Regions from separate parts of the Mus musculus genome. Here region 2 is linked to region 1. Evidence: chromatin contacts called from ENCODE Hi-C or POLR2A ChIA-PET data. All regions are on one chromosome and are shown on one strand. Each heading gives the region's core, a stretch centred on a gene start or an enhancer-like site at or near the end of the contact. The rest is flanking DNA. Distances are from core to core; before and after follow the strand shown. Region 1 holds the start of Actr2 (ARP2 actin-related protein 2). Region 2 holds the start of Slc1a4 (solute carrier family 1 (glutamate/neutral amino acid transporter), member 4).

What was found. A loop is a pair of places that touch in the nucleus more often than their neighbours do. ChIA-PET counts read pairs that join two places held with the same protein, here RNA polymerase II (POLR2A).
Region 2: a map of left cerebral cortex shows a loop between it and region 1 (5-fold over the local background). The contact joins the promoter of Slc1a4 here to the promoter of Actr2 in region 1. A Hi-C loop is called at or near these places in 1 of 37 maps with a recorded cell type or tissue (left cerebral cortex). POLR2A ChIA-PET finds 5 or more read pairs at or near these places in 3 of 5 experiments (Patski and embryonic stem cell).

What each region holds. Positions count from the first base shown.
Region 1 is chr11:20,110,108-20,117,195 of GRCm38, forward strand. It overlaps Actr2 (ARP2 actin-related protein 2), which reads right to left and starts at 2,844. Exons shown (of 9, transcript NM_146243.2): 1 at 2,698-2,844. The coding sequence starts at 2,745.
Region 2 is chr11:20,330,099-20,337,874 of GRCm38, forward strand. It overlaps Slc1a4 (solute carrier family 1 (glutamate/neutral amino acid transporter), member 4), which reads right to left and starts at 2,615. Exons shown (of 8, transcript NM_018861.3): 1 at 1,848-2,615. The coding sequence starts at 2,374. It also overlaps the pseudogene Gm12033.

The DNA.
Region 1 (7,088 bases), core at 1,594-4,093:
AACCAATCTACCTTCTTAAATAGCTCACATTTTAAAATCTAAAGTATACAAAAGGTAAATGAAACCACCATTTAATTAAGGATTTAAGATGCTTCTGTATCTACCTCCCATGAAATTACAAGTACGTACATTTGATAGTACAGTGCTGGGGATGGACCCTCCAGTTCCTCAAGCATCAGGCAAGCACTCTACTAACTGAGCTCCACTCCAGCCCCCATGAGTGTGTGACTAGATGGTAAGTATATTCATATGTCAGAGTGGGGGAGACTGTATGCTATGGTGCACATCTGGAAATCAGAGGACAACTTCAAGTGCTGGTCCTCATCTTTCACCTGTCCTTTGCTGTCCACTGCTGCATACAGCTCTAGCTTGCCCAAAAACTTCCTGGGGTTCTCCTTTCTCTGTCTCCCACCTTGTGGTGGAAGCACTGGTGTTACAGTGCCAGCTCCACTCCACGTGGGTCCTGGAGATTCAGTCAGGTGCTTATCCACTGAGCCATCTCCCCAACCCCTTTTCTATTACTGTTTTAAAAAATCAAGTCTTAATGTCTTCTCTAATATTTAATTGTAAAGGCATCATTATAACTTCAGGTACCTAAGTAAAACTAAGATGAACAAAGAAGAATAAATAGTTAAGAAACAACCCAAAATCTAAGTAGCTATTAGTCGTCAAGTTTTCTTAAAAGACATCACAATATTCCTAACTGCGTTACGATTTAAATCAGAACTAGCTGATGTATATGAGGATCCGACTATTTCATTCACAGTCAAACATATCTACAAAAAAAGTGAATAAAGTTTATAAATAATTACAAAAATAGATATAAAACTTTTTTCTCTGTGTATCCTTGGCTGTCCTGGAACTCACTTTGTAGATCAGGCTGGCCTCGAACTCAGAAATCCGCCTGCCTCTGCCTCCCAAGTGCTGGAATTAAAGGGGCGCGCCACCACACCTGGCATAAAACTTTTTTTAAAATCATCTCCTTTCACTTATGCCATAGTAGCTGATCTTTTTATCCTAAGAAACAGATTTAAAAAAAAAAAAATAAAAATGGATGGAGTCTCCCTATGTAGCCATGGGGATTTGCCGGTTTCTGCCTCCCAAGTGTTGGCATAAAAGATGTATGCCATCACTTCAGCCCTTTTTAAAACACTTTTAAGACACTGTTACTTTAAGTGTTATGTCTGTTTACTTGAGTGTTTGTATATGTATCACATGTATGCCTAGTACCCACAGAGGCCAGAAAAGAGCACTGAATACACTTGAACTAGAATTACAGAATAGCTGTGAGCTGCCACACAGATGTTAGGCATCAAACTTGGGTTCTCAGCAAGAACAACCAGTGCTCCTAACTGCTGAGACGTCTCTTTGGTAGTAAGATACTTTTTTTTTTTAATAAGTACTTTTATAAGAATTTCTGAAAAGTTTAGCATTTATAATTTAGCTTAAATATAGTGTAACAATACAGGCTTTGCTTTAAAAACCTTTTTCCTGATAATTTAGAAGCTTTATAAAATTGTACCATTTCCCTCACTGCTTTATCCTTTATCTCAAAAAATGAGATGCATTTTATGTATCCCTTCATGAAGTCTGCAAATATAAATATCTCTAATGAGCACATAAATGGGGTTGCTTAAAAACCTTTAAGTTACTGAATCTTAGGGCTGTTACCACAGCAGTGGTATGGATGTCCCTTTGTATTGTTACCTATCCTATTCTAGCCCAGATTTAGCTTAAATGAAGCTAGTACAATAATTGTCAAAGTTTGTAACAAATTCAACCAAGGGCACTATAATGGCAGTGAATACCAGCTCCTTCCCCTTTCAACAATCTGGCTTCAAAGGTGTAATTCAAGTAAAATCTATTTTAATTTGTGTGTCGTCTCTGTGGCAGAGAGGAGAAAAGTCACAAAATGTTGCAAATCGCTAAAGGAGTCAGAAACAGTTGCATCTTCAAAACTGGAACTTTGATGCTCCACCCTTTTAACTGGGGATAGAAAGAAACCAGTTGCAACGAGTTTTCTGAATCAGAACTTTAGGCTTATTTTGACATTTTTAGCATCTTCAAGACTAACGTGTCTATCCTGTACTTAACAGAAAAAAAAAATGAAGCAGAGGAGGAACCAGAAATGATCCAACTTCCCACTAGAATTTACTTGAGAGGTCCTAGGTCTATAATAGGGCGGCATGCAAAGCAAGAGGTGAAGCAGGAGCTGCTGACCATCCCCCTCTCTCAAAACCACAGACGACAAGGACAGCCCACACGCTCTCCCGGGGCAGACTCCAGCCGCGGCCCGGGGCCTGACAGCACTTCCTCTTTTCTCTGCGGAACCCGTTTCCTGCCTCGCATTCGGCATCTTTCGCTACACAGGAAGAGGAAGGCCGCTAGGTCTTGTATGGACGAACACAGGCGAGCCTCGGAAATGGAGACCTCCTCGCCACCGAGGGACAGGGCCTCTCACCGTCTAGACCCATCTCTCGGCACGCCGGCGGATGCTTGCGAGCGCGCGGGGACAGGTTCCGCCGCCTTCGGGTGCAGCGCGGGTAGCCTAGCTCCGGGCCACCGGCTCCGGGCCGGCCGGCGCCCCCCGAGAGCTCGCCCGCCCGCGCGCCTGCCCGCGCCCCCGAAGCCCAGCCGCGCAGCCGAGGGGCCCGCGCGCACCCCGCACACACACGCGGCCGCCCCGCCGGGCCTTACCCCAGTGCCGTTGTCGCACACCACCACCTTCCTGCCCTGGCTGTCCATGGTTCGTCCTGGTGAGCCGCCGCCCGGCCTGGCCTGCTTCCTCCTCCACACGGCCCCGCCCTCGGCCCGCCGCTCCGCCCAAACCGGAAGTCCCCGCCCGGCAGCCGTTCCAAGAGGGCGGTGCAGAGAGAGAAAAGAAGAGCGGGGACTGGCAGCCGAGAAGGCCAATGAGAGCTGTCCGGCGCGGACCCGGGCGCGCCCTCTCGCCTCGTTCTGCTTCCGGGGCTGCGCTTGGCTGGTGGGGCGGCGGCTCTGACCAAGTTGTCTCGGGACCTAGGGCGCGGCCGGGCCGGCTGTACAGGAGGCAGGCAGGTGAAGGCCGGAGGGTGTGTGGCGGGACGGCAGTGGAGAAGGGTGGAGCAGCCGGCTAGGAAGACCGAAAGCCACCTGGAGGTCCCGAGGCATGATGTGTCATTGCTCCTAGGCCTGGGTGGATACACCTACAAGTTTCAAACCTCCGGTTTATTCCACACCTCCAGTTGCATGCAGCCCTAGGAGCCTGGCGGGATGCTTTCGTTTCTTTCTGCTTCACCACTTCCCTCTTTGATTTTCTCAAACAGGAACTCACCATGTTGCCAAATGCAGACTTTAAAATTGAGGTCCTCTGTAACCTCCCTTGGAAACAGGGACAAGTGTTACACGCACCTCTTTAAGAAATTGAATATGCACCCGGGCACTGTTGGCGTTCGCCTTTAATCCCAGCACTTGGGAGGCAGAAGCAGACGGATTTCTAAGTTGGAGGCCAGCCTGGTCTACATAGCAAGTTTCAGGTCAGCCAGAGCTATAAAGTGAAACCCTGTCAAAAAAGAAAGATAATGCTTTCACTTAGCGCATAGTGGTGAACTTGCTTTCAATCCCAGCACACAAGTAGAGGCAGTTGGATTTCTGTGAATTCCTGGCCAGCCTGGTCTATTTACAGAGCTAGTTCTAAGACAGCCAAGGCTACAACAAAGAAACCCTTTCTCGAAAACAAAGAACAAAACTCTTTCCTTTAATTTTAGTTTAGTTTTGTTTTCTGAGACAGGGTCGCATTGTCTATCCTTGTGTTAAAACTAAGAATATTAAGTTAAAAAGACCAAATCCATGATTGTCCAATTGGAGCAATTTTGGGGTACACCAGGACTGGCCAACCACCTGTCTCACCGCTGCCGGTCGCTTGAGGTCCGTTTTATGGGCGAGATGTGAGCGAATTGTTAGATACAGTGAAAGGGAAGAGTCAAGGGTCAGAGTATATGTCATGTGAATCCCAAGTTTAGCTAGGCTGAAAACTTGTTTTGCAGTTTACATCAGACCTAAGAAACAGAAACTTATTCTTTTTTGTTTGTTTGCTTTTGTTTGTTTGGTTGGTTTTTTTTTGTTTTTCGAGACAGGGTTTCTCTGTATAGCCCTGGCTGTCCTGGAACTCACTTTGTAGACCAGGCTGGCCTCGAACTCAGAAATCCGCCTGCCTCTGCCTCCCAAGTGCTGGGATTAAAGGCGTGCGCTACCACGCCCGGCTTCGAGTGTATTTGCTTTTATTGTACATTTTTTTTCTAAACTCTTTGGCACAGTTTTCTGGGGGCATTCCGACTGCCACAATACAAGTCAGGAGAGAGCTTGTTTATGATGCCAATTTCAAGCATTTAAATTTTGGTTTGGGTTGTGGCTTTTTCTGTCTTTGAAGTCTGCATTTACTTTGTAACAACTGTACTTTTATATTTCTATATCCTCTAACTCCAGAACTTCAGTTAGTTTATGAAATGCAACATCAAACCCCTTTGTTTTCTGGGAAAAAGAAACTGCAATGACTTGAAGTTGAGAATGTGGGTACCGCCTCACTCACACACACTCATTCTCAGACTGTGAAATCCCCCACGCGCCTTCTCAAGGGCACATAGACAGTACCAAGTGCTACGGTACAGTGAAGGTGGGCTCAAGACCCGGGCTCCATCTTTCTCCTCAGTAGCAGGGGCCAGGCTGCCTTTCACAACACAGCCCCACAGGTGAACCCAGGTCCTCCTCTCCCAAATCAGTCACCCATTCGGCACCGGCCAAGACAGGAAAGCTAGTTCTAGCCTTCCCTGGGAAGAGACAGCTTTTTTGTTTTTCATAAGTAAGTAAATCCATTGTTTCTCTATTCCAAGATGGCTGATGTTATGTTTTCTACAAACTCAGTGCTTACTTAGCTCATGTCTAACAGGGCTGCTGCTGTTGGCTGTGGCAGGATTTTCAGTGTGGTGTTTTCAAGCCTCACTCATCCTCCCATTCCCAAACATTCAGCATTCGTGCACACTCCTCACTTCCGGGTTTTTTCAAAAGATTGGAGATTTCCAGTGGGGGTCTCAGGTCATCATCTCAGTGGTACCAAATCAAGCCTGGTTCTTCAGAGAAACTTATTCTTAATTACAAATAGAAACCTTAACTTGCAAAGACTTTAACACAGGAGAAACAACTTATCCTTAACTGTCTTACTGTAAACAGAAACTTTAACTTGGAAGGTATAGTGTCAAAAGTTAACTTCCAAGTGTTCTAACACTTGGCTGACTAGGAACTCAATATGTAGATCAGGCTATTCTCTGGCTCTGACCCAGCTTGTTACATCTCCCTGATGATTTTGCACACAGTCAAGCAGATAGTGGTACTCTGTACTAAATGAATTACAAGATGGTAGTGTATCCTATTTAATTAAATTTTAGGCCTAGCACTCCCTTAGACTTCTAGGTAAAGTATGAACCGATACCTTACTTAATCTTACTGGCAACACTTTGCAAATTTCAGTTTTGTTACATATGTTACTATTTAAACTCAAGTACTGGTTGTTGATGCTTGGTGTTTCTAAGTTTAATATTTTGTCATTGGGCCAGCAAGATGACTCAGCAGGTAAAGGTGCCTGCTTGACCCAAGGTCAATCCAGTGCACTCACATAATATGTAACATATAATATATAATATAATATGTATATATACATATATATTGTATTAATATATAATATATAGTCTATATATTGTTCTTGAGGTTCTAATCACCAAAAACGAAGGCCCTGACCAGAGCAACAAGAATGTGTTCAAATTCAAGAATCCTTCCGATTGCTCAAGTGACACTCAATACATCTGCTTACAGTCACAAGTGTCTTTAGCCTAAATACAGAACGCTACAGCTCCAACTTGGTGATTGGAATCTGGATATTAAGAATAACTTTGCTATTGAAAAGAGAAGAAATAAGCCAGGGTTTTGGCTCCCATGTGAAATGTTTGCCTACTATGCACCAAGCCCTGCTTCCATTCCCAGCCATAAAACCATTCAGCTATCTCAGCAGGGAGTTAGAGGCAGAGGGAGAGAGAACAAACATAAGCCTGTGGGGGCAGAAATAAATTTAAATCTAGTGGGAAATTTAAAAAGAGACTTTTGCGTGGCTAAGCCTCCCACAACAGTGTGTGAGACAACGTTTTCACAAGCTGCTTCAGGCCTTGAAAGCTAGCAAACAATTCGATGTGAGCCTGGGCTGATAACACTGTGCTCAGACTTGCTCTGCTGTGAGAGAGGCCTAAGGCCTTTTCTATCTACTTTTCCCTAAGAGTCCTCTTCTCATCTCTTCTTTTTTCCTGAGATAACTCTCATTCATATCTCAGCCTGACCTCTATATACAGCGAAGGCTGAACTCTCAGCCTCACATTCTTTTTTTTTTTCTTTCCGAGACAGGGTTTCTCTGTGTAGGCCTGGCTGTCCTGGAACTCACTCTGTAGACCAGGCTGGCCTCAAACTCAGAAATTCACCTGCCTCTGCCTCCCAAGTGCTGGGATCAAAGGCGTGCGCCACCACGCCCAGCTAGGCTACAGCCTTATCCTGGTAGTGACAGAGCAGAAGTCAGCTTCCACCGAGGTCCAGATCCAGGGCTTTGAGTTGGCCCACCTCAGAATCTACCTCATCTATGAACTGTTGAAGCATATGAAAGGGCCAGTTCTACAGATCCAAAGCTGCAGGACTCCATGACAGTGGGCAAAAACAGACTATCAGAGAAGAGTCCTGGTGAGGATTCAGTATTGACGCGGTAGCAGAAGTCAGAGACCTTGAACCACAGCAATGACTCATGGCAATGAACATTTGCAAGTAAATAAGGTGGACAAAAGGGTGTCCAGTGTGACGCACTGTGACACACTACAGCTTCTAGGACAAGATGTTTTCTATGCTTTGTTTTGTTTATTGTTTGTTTTTATTTTCTTTTGTGGGGTGGTTGCAAGGACAGGGCTGATACAAAGAGGTGAGATGAGTGGGGTCGGGGTGCATGATGTGAAACTCACAAAGAATCAATAAAGTTAAAAAAAAAAAAAAGGCATCATTCTCTGTTGCCTGACTTGGGATGCAGC
Region 2 (7,776 bases), core at 1,365-3,864, 220 kb after region 1:
TACCATTAAAGCGTAAACCCCGCCCTTGGTTAAGATTTCACTAGTAGCTCAGGCTGGACTCAAACCCTGCCTCCTAAGTAAGTGTCCCAAACACGCTCAGCCCTAATCTTTGCCTACATTTCCTGGGTTGGAAGCAGGATTGCACGACTTGCCCTGCCCTTATCACGAACTTCTAGGTCAAGTGCAGCTAGCTAGTAGAAGCATTAGAAAATACTACCCCATCCTAACAGGCCAGGGAAAGCTCTTCTGGGGAGATGCAACAAGGGTTGCCCTAGTCTCTGAGAAATGACACCTATACTGATTCTTGAGACATGACACTGGGTCACCATTCACTTTAAAAGCAGGAGCTAGAAGGGCTTGGGTCTAAAACCACGGCCATAAAACAGTAAGTTGTAAGTCCTTTCTTGGGGTGATGGCCATAAAGTGGTTCTCACTCCTCCTACCCCCAATTACTGGTCAGTTCCTTTTTCAATGATGGAAGAACACCATTAAGGCTCCTGTGTTACCATAGAGAGGCACAGATGAACATCATACTCCCATTTGGGCCACAGATGGCTCTACAAAAAGAACCCTGAAACCCCATATTTCTCTCCCTGAGGACAGAACAAACCAAAGCTACTCTGGGCTTCAGTAGAGTTCTCTATCTCTGAACACATCTACAGTTATGTCTCAAACCTTAAGACTCTTGGACTACCAGGCCACCTGGCAGGCGCCAAAGCCTACAGTTCCATCGAAGTTCCCGTAGGCTACCTCCACTTGCTCTGTTTGCAGGAACTTTTGGTCTTTTTCAGCAGATTCCCCCACCCCCCCACCCCCCCACCCCCACCCCCCGTCCAATACCATGTCTCGGTTTTTTGTTTTGTTTTAGATGAACAAACTCTTGAAGTGGCAAGACAGCTGTCACATTTTCCACATGAAGAAATGGAGACAGGAGAAAGACAAGTCACTTGCCCAGAGTTCTCTGGTTTTCACCACCTCAGCAATGAGGAGCTTTGCCCAATGACTCAAGACAAAATATACCACTAAGGCTCAGAAAGCTGGAAGGCAAGCCAGCTGGACTCCTCGTTCAGACGAACCTGGTTACATTAGTAAACGCCTGCAGACTAATGTTTTCCCATCTGTGAACTTTGGATTAGTTCAAATGGAGAGGTGAAGCTTTGAAAACTACACTCTATCATCCCAGGGGATGAAATACAACTCCTGAGTGGAGAAAAAAAAAAAAAAAAAAAAAAAAAAAACAAGCAAAGAAAGGTGTGTGTATCTCAACTCTCTGGATCTCCCCGCTTTCTACAAAGAAATAACGCTAGGCCCCATGATCCTGACCAAGAACGTCCACAACCTGTCCTAAGCCTGAGAGGCAGTCACGTAGCTGGGCAACGGGCTCCACATAACTAACTCCAGTTTTATTATTCTTGGACACATCCATAATTCTGCTGAAAATTGCCAACTTCCTTCCAGACCAAAGGCTGAATCAGAGAAAACCTCAGACTACAAGCTGGATAGCTCCTCTGGTGAAAGTCACTCAATGTCCTGGAAGCTTTGGGGTGATGTAGGGGAGAAAACAGGAACAATTAAAAAAACGAAACAAAACAAACAAACAAAACTGAGAGAGCCCAGTGTAAGGAGTAAAGCACAACTGAGAAGGTATACACTTAACATCCCACCTAACGGAAAATCGGTTCCAGCAAAAAGCTGTGGCCTCCAGTCTTTAAAGGTGTGGCCAGCACGTAGCCCAGACGTAAATATGAAATTTAGTGTTAAGGGCCAACAGTAACTGAATTAACTCTAGGTGATATGAGTGCACGTGGCGTCTCCCGCCGTGCCTTTGGCGGGGTGGAGAGCAGTACCTGAGTAAATCGAGGAAAGAGTCCACTGTCTCTTTGGAGACCGGAGGAGGCCCTGAGTTCTCCAGCCCCAGGCTGCTGGACTGGAGGGTCTGCGCGCCCGCCCCTGGCTTGATGATGAACGCCAGAGCAACGGCGAGAGCCGAGGCGCTCAGCGTGGTGAGGCCGAAGTAAGCAACAGCGATGCCACCCAGACGCCCGAGGGAGCTGGCATCCAGGGAGGCGGCTCCCGACACCAGGCTGCAAACCACCAGCGGCAGGATGATCATGCGCAGCATGCGGAGCAGCATCTCGCCCGGGAAGGCCAGGTAAGTGATCTGGGTGCGGGTGAGCTGCAGCCCCCTCAGCGCCGCGCCCATGCCGGCACCCACCAACACTCCCGACACGGTGAGCAGCACCAGCGCGTGGCGCCGAAAAAAGCTAGCACAGCGCTGCGATTTGCCCATCGCCGTCTCGGGCGTTCGGGGCCCGGCCGCAGGCTCTGCCTGGGTGCCGTCGAGGTAGCCGTTGGTCTCGCCGCTCTTCTCCATGTCGTTGCCCACCGCTCTAAGCGGTAACACTCAAGGAACTTGGAGAAAAGACCGGTTTCGAATGAATGGATCAGGCGGAGACAGTGGCCTGTGCCAGCTGCGGCTTCCGAGCTCTGTGAGTCCCTACAGGAACACTTTTCAGAAAGATAAAAGAGAGACGTGGGTTGTGGGTTGGAGCCCAGGCAGAGCAGACCGCGCCGCGCCCAGCCTTCTTTCAGAGCCGCTGCAGGCTGGAGATGATGCAACGCAGGAGGCACGCTGGAGGCTGCAGCCTAGGAAGGAGGGCGGGGCTTGAGCTCGCCCCGCCCATGTAGGCGCACCTCCGATGTTACGACCAATTAGAACCCTGAATATCCGTTCCCCACCTCCCTGACGTTTCCCAGGTCCCGCCCTTCTCCCACCCTCCGGGAGGCACAGCAAAGAGAGTGAGAGACAGGCAGGCTGGGCTCTCCCGACGGGGCGTGAGGCCATCGGCCAATCCTGTCTCCTGGCAGCTTTCAGTCCTACTGTCCAGGCCTCGGGGAGAGAGGGAGGGGAGCGTCTGGAACGCCTCGGCAGTTCTTCTCCTCAGCTGGTGGAGGAGGGGAGCCCTCGGAGGTTGGTGCCCGCCCTCCGCTAGGGAGTCCGGAACGACCCAACCTCCATCCTGCGGGAAATCCTTTCTTCTAAGGGCTCTGTAGGCTTTCCTGGTACAGAGACAAAGGAGTGGGTGGATGGGGGAAAGTCTCATTGCGTGCACGTACAAGACTCTAGCAGAGCTTTACCCTTAGGTGACCAGCGAGTCCGGGTGGCACTATGCACAGTGCCAAGGGTGAGCCACTGCGTGCACTAGCGCCCTCTGGGGCGAGTCCATTGGACTCTGGGGAGAAGCCTGGTGTGTGCAGGCTGAAGACGTAAAACTCTCCCAGAGAAACAGAGCTCTAACGCCACCACTTTCGGTGGCGTGTCTGCCATGTAACTTAAGCTGAAACACAAGCGGGATTTTAACCACCCCCTTCCGGGTCTCCAGACTTGGCACGCCAACAGTTCAGTCAAGTGTTTGGCCAGTCTGAAAGATGGTTCAATGGATTTTTTAAAAATGCCATTTATTTACTATCTTCCCGGGCCACAGCAGATAAAAAGGGAAACCTTGGCAGTCGTTTATTGTGTTATTTATTTATTTATTTATTTATTTTTCCCTATTCTGCTTTTGAAAAGAACTACCTCCCCAGACCTCCAAGAAAGCCCTAGTTAGGTGTAGCTGAGTTAAAGAGGAAGACAATGTGAAGTAAAGTAATTTTGAAGTATACCATAACAGAAACCTGTGCAAATCAATATGTCCTGTCGAGGTGTAAAACGTCCAATTGTTGAGACAGCAAAGAGTTCCTTACATGAAGCCATTTAGCTGTCATGTACAGCTTGTTGAAATAGGAGCTTATTGGTGGGAGGGAGGTGTGTTCATTAGATGAGGACCTATACATATTTTTATCTTGTTTCCCAGAACATGGTTTACCTCTCTGTGCAAGGATGGATGATTCCTACAGACCCATGTTCCTCATTTCCAGGTAGCTCTGCCTCCTTTTTCCTAAGCTGCTGCTTTTATGCAAAAGACTGAAGTCATGTTCCAGAAGTGGGTTTCCAATTGCCTGCTTTACAGCTCCACCCAGACATTCTGCAGCATCTCAGCTCAGCATATTCCGAATCAGATTTGTGATTGTCTCCTCCAGCCTGTTACTGCTATCATTATGATCTGCCTCTGTGAACCTTCATGTTTAAGTTTTCTCTAGTCTGATCTGTTGTTAAGCCCCATGACTCATGTTGAAATGTCCTTTCTCTCCTCTACTTCCACTAGCCATGCTGTTGACTGCATGCTAGTGCTTGACAAATTCTTCCTTTGTGGCCCAAGCAGGCCTTGAACTCAGAATCTCCCCTGCCTCTATGTAGAGATTTGGTTTGTTGCTATGTATTGTAATGCTAAATACTGGCCCTTGTTGCCTAGGGGACTAGAAGATCCTCACAGTACATCAACGTGATACTATGTAACCTTGCCCCTCAAGTTATCCCTGATTGGTCAATAAAGATGCAGACAGCCTATAGCTGGGCAGAAGAGAGGCAGGTGAGGTTTCAGTTCCTGGGCTTGGGGTCTGAGGCAGGACCATGAGAGGGAGGAAAGAAGGTGGAGAGAGGAGACACCAGGGGATAGGTAAATCATGAAAACATGGCCATAAAGGCTAGCCAGTTCAAGTAAGAGCAGCCTAGGCAGAACGTGGCAAGTTATATCTCGGGGTCATTGATAGGGAAGTAGGCAAAATAGCTTAGAGGGGCGACATCTGCCCAGCTCTAGTGCTTTAAAGGCTTCTTTTTTTTTTTTTTTTTTTTTTTGGGTGCAGCGAACTTTATTGATGGTATTCAAGAGAGTAGGGAGGGCTCCCTAGGCCCCTCCTGTTATTATGGGGGTCTGGGATGGAAATTGTGAGGGAGATGCTCAGTGTTGGGGGCCGAGTTGGGATAGGGCCTCTCTTGCTCAGTGTCCTTGCTGGGGTGGGTGGTCCAGGGTTTCTTACTCCTTGGAGGCCATGTAGGCCATGAGGTCCACCACCCTGTTGCTGTAGCCGTATTCATTGTCATACCAGGAAATGAGCTTGACAAAGTTGTCATTGAGAGCAATGCCAGCCCCGGCATCGAAGGTGGAAGAGTGGGAGTTGCTGTTGAAGTCGCAGGAGACAACCTGGTCCTCAGTGTAGCCCAAGATGCCCTTCAGTGGGCCCTCAGATGCCTGCTTCACCACCTTCTTGATGTCATCATACTTGGCAGGTTTCTCCAGGCGGCACGTCAGATCCACGACGGACACATTGGGGGTAGGAACACGGAAGGCCATGCCAGTGAGCTTCCCGTTCAGCTCTGGGATGACCTTGCCCACAGCCTTGGCAGCACCAGTGGATGCAGGGATGATGTTCTGGGCAGCCCCACGGCCATCACGCCACAGCTTTCCAGAGGGGCCATCCACAGTCTTCTGGGTGGCAGTGATGGCATGGACTGTGGTCATGAGCCCTTCCACGATGCCAAAGTTGTCATGGATGACCTTGGCCAGGGGGGCTAAGCAGTTGGTGGTGCAGGATGCATTGCTGACAATCTTGAGTGAGTTGTCATATTTCTCGTGGTTCACACCCATCACAAACATGGGGGCATCGGCAGAAGGGGCGGAGATGATGACCCTTTTGGCTCCACCCTTCAAGTGGGCCCCGGCCTTCTCCATGGTGGTGAAGACACCAGTAGACTCCACGACATACTCAGCACCGGCCTCACCCCATTTGATGTTAGTGGGGTCTCGCTCCTGGAAGATGGTGATGGGCTTCCCGTTGATGACAAGCTTCCCATTCTCGGCCTTGACTGTGCCGTTGAATTTGCCGTGAGTGGAGTCATACTGGAACATGTAGACCATGTAGTTGAGGTCAATGAAGGGGTCGTTGATGGCAACAATCTCCACTTTGCCACTGCAAATGGCAGCCCTGGTGACCAGGCGCCCAATACGGCCAAATCCGTTCACACCGACCTTCACCATTTTGTCTACGGGACGAGGCTGGCACTGCACAAGAAGATGCGGCTGTCTCTGGAACAGGGAGGAGCAGAGAGCCTAAAGGCTTCTTATAAATATATTGGTGTGTGTCTTTTATCTGGGAACTGAATGATCCAGGCAGAGTAGAAACTCCCAAGTAATATTATTTACCACAATACCTCTACTTTCTGATCGCAGGTATATGTCACTGCACCTTGTTTATTTCCATACTTCTCTATCTAGGTGTTAAACAATTACTGGTTTGGGGTATTTATTTTCTGGTGTCTATGTCTGACCAGAGGAGAGCATTGGGTTTTCTGCTCTATCATTGTCTGTCTTACTCCTTTGAGATGGCCTCTCACTGAACCTGGAGCTCGGCTGGTGATCCTCTTGTTTTTGCACCACAGCACGGGGTTATACAAGTGCTTGGCCACACTTAACTTTTTGAGCAAGTGCTGGGATCTGAACTCTTACCCAACAGAATCATCTTTCTAACCTCCTTATTTTGGCTTTTGAAATTTTGTCTTGTTTGTTTTGAAGCAGAGTTTCATGAACTTCGAGTTGGTGTTGAACTCTCTATGTAACTACAGATAGCCTTGAATTCCTAATCCTCCTGACTGTACCACACACACGCTGGACTTACACGTCATACAGTAACTGCTTTTAACCGCTGAACCATCTCTCCAGCCCCCTCATCCCTTTCAGAGAGAGAGAGAGAGAGCCTTGTTATGGAGCCTAGACTAATGTCTAGAATAAAGAGAAAGAATAGGATGGCAGTTACAGAAAGAGCGGGCTGAGAAGCACGTGCTGGTGAGGGTGGGTGGAGAAGGGAGCCTTATACTTTGTTGGTATTCAGATTAGTATAGCGTTACAGAAAATGCAAATCAACATGGCAGGTCCTTAAAAATCAAAAGCCATTTCTTTGATCCAGGGATTCTAGGTATGGTCAAAGGAAGTGAAATCAGCATATTGAAAAGATATCGGAATTTAATATTTTACATTTATTGAGTATGTGTGTGGGCACTTTGAGTGCTTCTGTGGATACCAAACAACTTGTAAAAGTCTGTTCTCTCCTTCCATCATGATGATTCCAGGGATGGGTCTTGGATTGTCAGTGGCAGGTGCCTTTACTCAATAAACCATGTCACCAGCTGGACATCTGTGCTTCTAGGCACAATACCCACGAGACAGAACCAAATTAGATGTTTATCAGTGGATGCATAGATAAAGGAGACCATTCCAAAAGCTAAATCTATACGAACCTGAAGGACATTATTAAATGAAACAAACACTGCATGATCTCACTTGTATATGCAGGTTTTTTTTGTTTTGTTTTGTTTTTTGTTTTTTAAAAGCATGATTCAGAGGCTAAGAATTTGGCCAGGATGGAGCAAGAGGCAGGATGAGACAGAAACAGAAGACTTGTCCCTAGTTTTAGGAAACAGCTAAAGTATGTCAGCAGAAATTTTCTTTTTCTTCAAGAAGACTGGTGAAGCAGAAGTATTGGAGAGATGAGCTGGCCAGCGGGGACGTAAGTAATCTGGTTTCTAGGACTCGTGGGGAGAAACTTTGAGTTGGAGATTTCATTTGATGATATGTCAGATGTTTAAAGAGATACTGAGAGCAAATCCCTGTGCAAGGCCCATAGAGGGAGAGAGGAAGAGTTAAAGCTAAGCATAGTGGCTCATGCCCGAAATCCCAGCATTCAGGAGTCTGAGGCAGGAGGAATGTTCAACAGCAGGCTGGGCTAGATACTAAGTTCAAGGCCAACTGAACTTACACAGTAAGTTCTGGTCTAGCCTTCTCTACAGAGTGAGACCCTGTCTCAAAACCACAAGCCAAGCCAAAATCCAGAACAACAGAGCCA